2 separate regions of the Homo sapiens genome follow, and region 2 is linked to region 1. A link is a loop called in an ENCODE intact Hi-C map of the cell type or tissue named here. Cell type or tissue: endothelial cell of umbilical vein. All regions are shown on one strand. Each heading gives the region's core, and the rest is flanking DNA. Links, peaks and the distances in the headings are about the cores only. Region 1 has its middle 120 kb from the start of PPHLN1. Region 2 overlaps PPHLN1 (periphilin 1).

What was found. Hi-C counts contacts between places; a loop is a spot of excess contacts. Peaks named below come from ENCODE experiments on the same cell type or tissue, not always from the same donor. Only the 100,000 strongest peaks of a DNase experiment are listed, where the experiment ranks them.
Region 2: a loop joins it to region 1, with 2.8 times the contacts of the local background. A loop is called at or near these places in 1 of 110 quality-filtered maps.

What each region holds. Positions count from the first base shown.
Region 1 is chr12:42,446,457-42,453,406 of GRCh38, reverse strand. It overlaps a transcript of PPHLN1 not described here. Among named protein-coding and RNA genes, the nearest start is that of PPHLN1, 120 kb to the right of the region's middle. In endothelial cell of umbilical vein, for the core only: no CTCF peak of the experiment used is centred there; DNase peaks (open chromatin) are centred at 5,856 and 6,496; H3K27ac peaks cover 889 bases.
Region 2 is chr12:42,396,180-42,398,679 of GRCh38, reverse strand. The region is part of intron 8 of PPHLN1 (periphilin 1); the gene reads right to left. It also overlaps the pseudogene RNU6-249P. Among named protein-coding and RNA genes, the nearest start is that of PPHLN1, 71 kb to the right of the region's middle. In endothelial cell of umbilical vein, for the core only: no CTCF peak of the experiment used is centred there; a DNase peak (open chromatin) is centred at 1,549.

The DNA of each region.
Region 1 (6,950 bases), core at 4,451-6,950:
GCTGGAGCTGTTTTAGAAAACACCGTTGTGATTGGTAAGGAGGAGCTGCTTGGGGGTATGTAGAACAGGGACTTCAGCACCCAAAACCACAGCGCAGCCAGGGACTCAGTCTCTGGCTGCTGCACCAGTACACATGGTGGAGTTTGAGAAGAGCCGTTTAAGTAGAATGAACCTGGTAATTTAACTCTCCTATTTAGGAACCAACATTAATTAAACATAGCACCTTTTCAGCTTTGCTTACAACATGTTCAGAGATTCAAGACTAAGATTGCTGCTGATAGGACTCTGAGAGGTAGGGAAAAAAAATCTTACTTTTCATCCTGGTAACCGGGGAGAAATAACGTGGAGTAAAATATCTTGCCCTCCACATACTCTGTAATTGTCTCCAAACTGTCTACTTAATGGCGATAAAGCCAACTTCAAACCTGAAGCATATGCACTGATAGGGAAATAACCATCCTCAAGCTTCTTTTTTCCTTCTTTTTTTTTTTTTTCTTTCGAGACACAGTCTTGTTCTGTCACCCAGGCTGGAGTGCAGTGGTGTGATCCTGGCTGACTGCAACCTCTGCCCACCGGGTTCAAGCGGTTCCCTTGCCTCAGCCTTCTGATCAGCTGGGACTACATGCATGTGTCACCACGCCTGGCTAATTTTTGTATTTTTGGTAGAAATGGGGTTTAACCATGTTGGCCAGGCTGGTCTCAAACTCCTGACCTCAAGTGATCCACCCACCTTGGCCTCCCAAAGTGCTGGAATTACGGGCGTGAGCCACTGTGCCCGGCCTGCTGCTTTTTCTTTATTTAGTTTAACCTCTTGCCCACCCCAAGTCCCAAACATTAATATATATTTTTAAAAGGCTCTCTTTAAAGTTCCCAACTCCCATAATCCATGGTCTTTGGGGGTGGGGGTAGGGTTCCATCCTTTCAGGAATCCTTGCCAGGCAAATATGTTGGTAAGTGAAAGGGAAAAGAGAAACCACACTTTATGCTGAGTAGGAAGGCTCCTGCTAACCTAATAAATTCAGTCCAGTCACCACAGAACACTGAGGCTGGAAGGAAGCCTTTGAGCTGGTCTGGCACTCTCATTTTACAGAGTGGAGATAGAGCACTTAACCTGCATGAGCTAATGAGAGAGGAGGGTCTCCTAACCCACATCTGAATCCTGGAGTCCAGTGTGCTTCACACTAGCCACTCTGCAAGATCAGCTTTGTGGTGGATTTCTATCAGACTAGGAATTGGCTTTCCTGATGGCAATTGCTTGGTTCCATTATTGAAAAGTGCTAAAACAATTATTAACATTTAAGATTCATACTTTCGGCCGGGCACGGTGGCTCATGCCTGTAATCCCAGCACTTTGGGAGGATGAGGCGGGTGGATCACTTGAGGTCAGGATGTTTGAGACCAGCCTGGCCAACATGGTGAAACCCCATCTCTACTAAAAATGCAAAAATTAGACAGGTGTGGTGGCGAGTGCCTGTAATCTCAGCTATTTGGGAGGCTGAGGCAGGAGAATCACTTGAACCTAGGAGGCAGAGGTTGCAGTGAACTGAGACCGCGCCATTGCACTGCAGCCTGGGCAACAAGAGTGAAATTCTGTCTCCAAAAAAAAAAAAGATTCATACTTGTTTTTTTAAGAGATGGGGGTCTCTGTCATCCAGGCTGCAGTGTAGTGGTGTGATCATAGCTCACTGCAGCCTCAAACTCCTGGCCTTAAGACATCCACTCGCCTCAGCCTCTCAAAGTGCTGGGATTACAGGCATGAGCAACCATGCCTGTCTTAAGGTTCGTATTCCTAATGGTACTATTACCATTGTCTGGAATCTAATGATTTGACAGTAGGTTGCAAGTTGTTTTGAAAGCTGGCATAACAGCACCTTCTGCATATAGCAATAGAGATGTGAAATTTCTTTTCTAAAAAGAGAAGTTGAGACTACACGGAAGGCTGAGGTGGGAGGACTGCTTGAGCCTGGGGGAGGTTCCAGTGAGCCAAGATCGCGCCAGTGCATTCCAGCCTGGACAACAGAGTGAGACCCTGCCTCAAAAAAATTCACACACAAACACACACACACACACACACACACACACACACACACACAAAACCATCAATCTGTGGGAACAGAGCTGAAAAAAAAACATGCTATATAATGAGGCTGTGTCTGCTGCTATACAAATGTTCACAAGGCTGTAACAATACTTACCAAGATTTAAAAGACGGCTTAAAATTCTTAATTCAAAGCCTTTTTTAGAATCAGTCCCTTACCCCAAGATTTCCATTACAATGGAAAAGCAGGAGTGGTGCGGCCTGCTCAGGGCCTACACTGGTGAAGTGAATGCTTAGATGTTATTTGACAAAAATAATCAATAAGTTTGAGCAAAAAGTAAGCTGCTATAACAAGAAACCAAACAAAACTGTGGCTTAAAGAATAAAGGCATTTATTCTGCTCTCACATAACAGTTCACTATTCCATGTGGTTATGCAGGTTCCTTCCATCTTGTGGCTCTGCAAAAAAAAAAAAAAATCAAGGCTGCATTGCTATTGCTACTTTTGGGAGGGGATAAAAGAACATGGAGGAGGCACAGTCACTGTTGTCAGGTTCCCAACCTGGAATTAGCAGCATTTCCACTCAAATTCCATAAAACTTAGTTGCTTCATCACACCTAAAACTACAAGGAAAACAGCAAATACAGTCCCAGTTAGGCAGGCATGTTATTCAATGTCAACCCCTATTACCATGGAAAAAAATGGGAGAACAGATTGTGTTAACTACCTCAGTTACTGGTCCACCCCTACCCTTTTTTTTTTTTCCACTGAATTGGGTAACTGATACATCAGTGCTCTCAAGAGAACAGGCAGGAAGAAGGTGACAAATACATCATGCATAACCCACAAGCCTTGACCTGGCAAGCAGAGAGTGGCCATTACTCTCAGGAACTCCACGAGCCAGCCTGAGCAGGGTTACAGCTATAAAGCAACCTGGGTGGCTGGCTGCTGGCAGCACTGAATCTTGTCTAGAATGAATACTTCAGAGATGATCAGATCATCATCTCCAAAACTGTTGCCAAAGAACTGTCAGAGACTTCCCTGGAACTCAGGATCCATTACAGGAAAGTCTGGAAGTGAAGCTGAAACCAAAATATATTTTGGCAGTACAGCGGAGTCTTTCCTTAAGGAGATCTGGCTTCCCCTTCCTTCAAGAGGTTCTAGATCTGTGAAGTTGCTGAGGGCTATGAGAAATCCACATCTCTTGCAAGAATACTACATAGATAACGTTTCCAAATTTCATTAAGTAGGAGAGAAAGGGTAAATAAGCTATAAACATTCAACATCCTTCCCATTCTGCTCTCAACTTACCTTTTCCCACCTTCGTCCCCTGTCATCTTCAGCACACAGCTTCAGGACACAGGACACCTTTTCCTCCTCCTGGATTTCTAATAAATGCTTCCCCTCTCTGCCTGAATAAGTCATATTCCTCCAAGACCCAGGGGTCAAATATAATTTCCTTTGTGAAGCCCCCTTTAAGTTAACAAATATGAGTATCTACTACGTTTTAAACTATGCTAAGAACTGGAGTCCCAAAGACAAGTTTCCTGCCCTCCAGGAGTTATTACAAAGATAGAGGACCTTGATCCTACAATTCTTTGAAATTCAGATTCATAATTACACAACAATTGAGTACTACTGTATCAGGCGCCACCTTTCTTAACTACTTCTCAGAAGACTCCCTAAGTCCCCAGAGTGAATACAGTAGCACCCCCTATGTGTGGAGGGTATGCTCGAAAGCCCCAGTGGATGCCTTAAACCATGGATAATACCAAACCCTATATATACCAGGTTTTTCCTATGCATATACACTTATGGTAAAGGTTAATTTATAAATTAGGCACAGTAAGAGATTAACAACAATAAAAGAGAACAATTTTAACAATATACTGTAATCAACTCTTCCTCTGATGATGGGATGTGAGATGGTAAAATGCCTGCATGGTGAGATGAAGTGAGGTGGATGATGCAGGCATTGTGACACAGCGTGAGGCTACTATTGATTTCCTTTTTTTAAGACAGGGTCTGGCTCTGTCACCCAGGCTGGAGTGATCTTGGCTTACTGCAGCCTCAGCCTCCCGGGTTGAAGCAATTCTCATGGCTCAGCCTCCTGAGTAGCTGGGATTACAGGCGCCCACCACCACGCCTGGCTAATTTTTGTATTTTTAGCAGAGACGGGGTTTTCGCTATGTTGGCCAAGCTGGTCTTAAACTCCTGACCTCAAGTGATTCACCCACCTTGGCCTCCCAAAGTGCTGGGATTACAGGCATGAGCACTACTATGACCTTCTGACGATACATCAGAAGGAGGATCATCTGCTTTGGGTGATCCTGGATCATGGAACCATGACATAGTCAATGGCTGGATGTCAGGAGTAAATGGTACAGATGACTAACAGGTGGGTAGTGTATACAGTGTGGATACACTAGAGAAATGGATGATTCACGTGGGACAAAGCACGGTGCTGCAAGATTTCATTCAGAACGGCACACAGTTGAAAACTTACGAGTTGTTCTGAAATTTTCCATCTAATATTTTTGGACAATGGTAGCCATGGTTTACTTATACATGGGAAGCAAAACCACAGATGAGGGGGCACTGCTGTAGTTTTTCAATTCTCACACTTCCTCTATCCTGCTGCTGAGTAGGTGAACTGAAGACTAAGAAGTAATCTTGCAGTACAGAGTAATAAAGCTCACATTTTAGCAAAATACGTTAACCCTGTTAAAATAAGAGAAAAGACAATCTACTTAAATGTGGTTGCTTTATTTTGCACTTTTAATTCACAAAAAGCTTTACAATATCTACATTCCACCTGTTGATAACCAAGGCTTTATATGGCAAGACAATGAAAATTTTATCACATCAACTGGGCATATGCAAAAACAACGGATAATTTACAAACAAGTCTTTTTAATCAAGAACATTATGTAAAATACACACTCTGGTAAACATCTGAATTCATCCATCCTAAAATTAGACTTTAAGAGGCAAAAAAAAAAAAAAAAAATCAAATAGATTTTAACACTAACAAGCCTACCAGAATAATGCTGATGGCAAGCCATAAACAGCTTTAAATGCTGACTGTAATTTGGGGAAGGGGAGAAAAAGAAATTATTTGTTGTACCTATATTTAAATACATCTGTTAGTGAGACTTCTCTAATTTAATGGATTTCAACAAAGTGGACAACTCCTGAGCCTTTGGTAGTTTCTCAAGTTTTGTTTTTAAACTTGTGACATCTTGACTAAAGGAACTGAACCCTCGGACCAGAATACTTATGGTAAGGAAAAACCCCAGGGAAGCGGGGAGAAGGAGAAACAAGACTAGAACTTTCTTAGTCTATCTAAGGTGGGTAACAAATAAAATCACTGCTCATATGAGGGAAGAATACCAGAGTTGTTATGTGGGATTTAGCTTGGCTTATGTTTTATAAAAGCTAAATAAGTATAAACATCTAAATGGCAAAAATAAAAATCCAAGGTGGTCTCATTTAGGAAATTAAAAAAAAATTGTCCTCAATTAGCTTTTAAATTTGCGGAATGGCACAATACATATTTTGAGGCACCCATTATAGAATCTGTTAAAATTATGCATACTGCTACTTCCTCTTTTAATATAATTTTTATGTACTCTAGGGTAGGTATTATCAGTAGAGGCCACTAAAAATAATGCCAGAATTCAAGTGAGAGAGAATAGAAATGGAAAGAGGAAGGGAGGATAATGAAATTGGGTAGTAAGTAATAACAAACATGAGTTTTAAAGTTTCCTCACTAATAACACAGAATTGTATATTTTGGCTCAATGCCGCTGGGCTGCTGAAGTGACCAGGAAGTGAGTGGAATTCATCTTAATTGCCCCAGTTAGATTCTTAACTAACCCATGATTTGGATGAGGGGTTGTTTCCATAGACTGCTTGGTAAGGGGTAGCTGTGCTGTGCTAACTGCCTATTCGCTTTGTTTCTTTCAAGAACACTTTTGAAAGGACAAGAAAACGTAAAAGGCAGCAGAACAGAACAAAGAACTCATTAGACTACAGAGATTAACACAGCAATAATCTGCCAATAGTTTAATCATGGACATGTTACAATCATCTTGTTTCTTGAGATAGAGCATATGGGCCTATAAAAAAATTTAAAAAATAAAATTCCACTATTCCTGGCATATTCCAAAATTTTCCTCTTTTGATTAGAGTTTTTTTGGACAAGTCCCATGCGGAGTCTGTCCTGAAGACTCTGGCTGAGTGATGGATGAAAGGAGTATTCTGACACAGGTATTTTGCATGAGAACGGCTGGGGGAGTGCCAGCTTTAGTGCAGCCGAGAAGAGAGTGCAGTCCTGATAGGCTGGAACCATTTGTATTTATTCAGTAGAGACAGAATACCAAAGGCCTGAAGCCAACACAATTTGTGAGTAATGAACATTGTCGCCCCCCTTTGCAGGGAGCAGTCTTGCATGATTTCCGGAGGGCATAAGTAAACAAACTTATCTAGATAAATTCCTTTACACTCCCTTGCTACCTACTGTTCGCCCTCAGCCTCAGGGTAAGAGAATTAATTAATAAAGCTGCCTTCAGCTTTATTCTCTCCTGAAGCTTTGGAAAACCTCCCGACCTTCCAATTGCGTCTTTCCTTATAGCTTCTCCTACCAACCTGACCATCTCCTACATCACCCCTTTTCTGTTTTTTGCATCAGGTTTTGTTGATTGACGAGTACAGATGTGTGCAGCAACAGTTTTGTCAGGCATAGCAGTTACTGCTTGTTTTCTGGCTTTACATCCTAGAATTAGTAAACAACAAGAGACAAACATGAGTATAATTAGTAATATTCTTTTCTAACTAAGAAGCGACCCCCAGGAGTGGGGGTCTTTCTAGGAGAGATTTTTTTTTGCATATCCTTCCATATGGCTGTTAC
Region 2 (2,500 bases), core at 1-2,500, 50 kb after region 1:
AAGAAGAAATGACTGCTACTTTTTTTTTTTTAATATGGAACACTTCATGAATTTGCGTGCCATCCTTGTGCAGGGGCCACGCTAATCTTCTGTTTCATTCCAATTTTTAGTGCATGTGCTGCCGAAGCAAGTGAGGCTGTTACTTTTTAAATTTTAGGTAAGACAAAGCCTCTAGGCCTATTCGATTCCAAAATATTATTTCACATTATATTAAGATACAGATAAAAAATTATTGTCCCTTGACTATTCCTTAAGTGATCAGTTTACGAAATACTGAGGAGAAAAAGTCCAAATGGAAGTGAGAGGTGTTGTACACAAATAAAGAAATATATTTAAAGGGAATATGAGAAAAGGCTGTATTTTTAGAAGTTAAATCACCTTGCTCCTGTAGCCTAATAATTCACTGAAATCATTAAAAAGAAAACCCCACAAATCAATAATGATCACTTCAGTTTTAGACCAATAATTAAAAATGAATAAATATACTGTGAATTATGTCTAAAACGGTCAGGTGGGAGATTAAGTATTGGAATACATATATGCATAGACTGTCTCTGGAAGGACACTACAGAAAAAATTATCAAAGGAGTTGTCTCAATAGTAACAACTTAGAAGAAGTAGCAAAGAAGAGCCACATTGTAAATACTTTGGTGTCATTTGAATTTCTGACACATACATGTATGATCTACCAAAAAAAAAAAAACCCGAGGCAGGCGGATCACGAGGTCAAGAGATCAAGACCATACTGGCCAACATGGTGAAAACCCGTCTCTACCAAAAATACAAAAATTAGCTGGGTGTGGTGGCAGGTGCCTGTAATCCCAGCAAGAGAATCACTTGAACCCGGGAGGCAGAGGTTGCAGTGAGCCAAAATCACACCAGCGCCACTGCACTCCAGCCTGGCGACAGAGCCAGACACTGTCTCAAAAAACAAACAAACCTAGTTTTTTTTTTAAAGAAGTTTGAGTTACATATGTTAAGGGACTTATACCAAAAGCATAAAAATCATTTAAGAAAAGAATTCCACTAGCAACATTCTTTGTAAATTGCCCAGTCACTGGTGTTCTGTTACTGCAACACAAAACTAAGACATAGGCCTATACACAATATGTAAAACTAAGACATAGGCCTATACACAATGTGTAAACTGGTGAGCAAAGAAAGTACAACAGAGAAGACAGGAGCTTTCAGAAACAAAAAGCAAGTGAAAAAGGGGAAAAAAAACTGACAGTTAATTTAAAAGAGCTCATTAGTAATTAAATGTATTTCAATTAGATATATATGTCCGAGGTACTGTACAGAAAACAAAGCAAGTGTTTGAGATACATTCAACATATATCACTAGGCAAAAAAATTAAGGTCATCAATGAAATATAAAGTGGCATAAAATGTTATAGTAGGTAGAAAAGTGGAATCAAGATCTTGAGTTGTATTATCTCCAACACTAGTGATTCCACTGAATGAGTATAAATTTGAAAGAGAGCCATGGAAGATGGTCATTCTAGACTAGGGACAGAATAAGCACAGACATTGAAGCCAAAAATAACACCCTATATGTGAAAACAACATAAGTCGTAAATTTTAAATTTTTCCTCTACAGCAGGAAGTGACCTGTTCTACTGAGACTTTTTTTTTTTTTTTTGAGACTAGGTCTTGCTCTGCCACCCAGGCTGGAGTGCAGTGATGCAGTCACAGCTCACTGCAGCCTCAATCATCCAGAAGCAAGATCCTCTCACCTCAGCCTCCTGAACAGCTAGAACTACAGGCACATGCCACCATGCCCAGCTAATTTTTTGTGGATTTTTTTTTTTTTTGTACAGATGGGGTCCCACTATTTTTGCAGGTGTAAGCCAGCATACCTGCCCCGCTGTCCCCATTTCTTTTTTTTCTGAGACAGGGTCTTGCTCTGTCACCCAGCCTGGAGGGCCATGGTGTGATCACAGCTCACTGCAAACTTCAATTCCTGGGCTCAAGTGATCCTCCCACCTTAGTCTCCTGAGTAGCTGGGACTAAGCGGCCACCACACCCAGCTTTTTTTTTTTTTTTTTTTTTTTTTTTTTTTTTGTAGTGACAAGACCTTACTACATTGCCCAGGCTGGTCTGCAACTCCTGGCCTCAAACAATCTTCCTGCCTAGGTCTCATCTACCAGGACATTCTAATATCCTTCAAACAATTTTCTTTTCATTCTGACAACCAAAAGAAAACTCTCACAGCTATTTGTTTAAGGACAGCAAATTATATCTCTACAAAACTTGACTGCAACCTTCTTGATGGCTAGGATGGTACCTCAAAAGCAATGTCTGACACAAGTGGATATACAATGCATATTTAGTGAATTTAAATAAACTATAAGAAAACTAGTACAGTATTTTTTAAGTGTGCCTTAAAACACTAATCCTGAAATACATGCTGTGAAAAAAATTACATAGTCAAAAGTTTGGTAAATTATGCAAACTCTTTTATTATCCTCTTACTGAACACCGATGAACATATTAATAA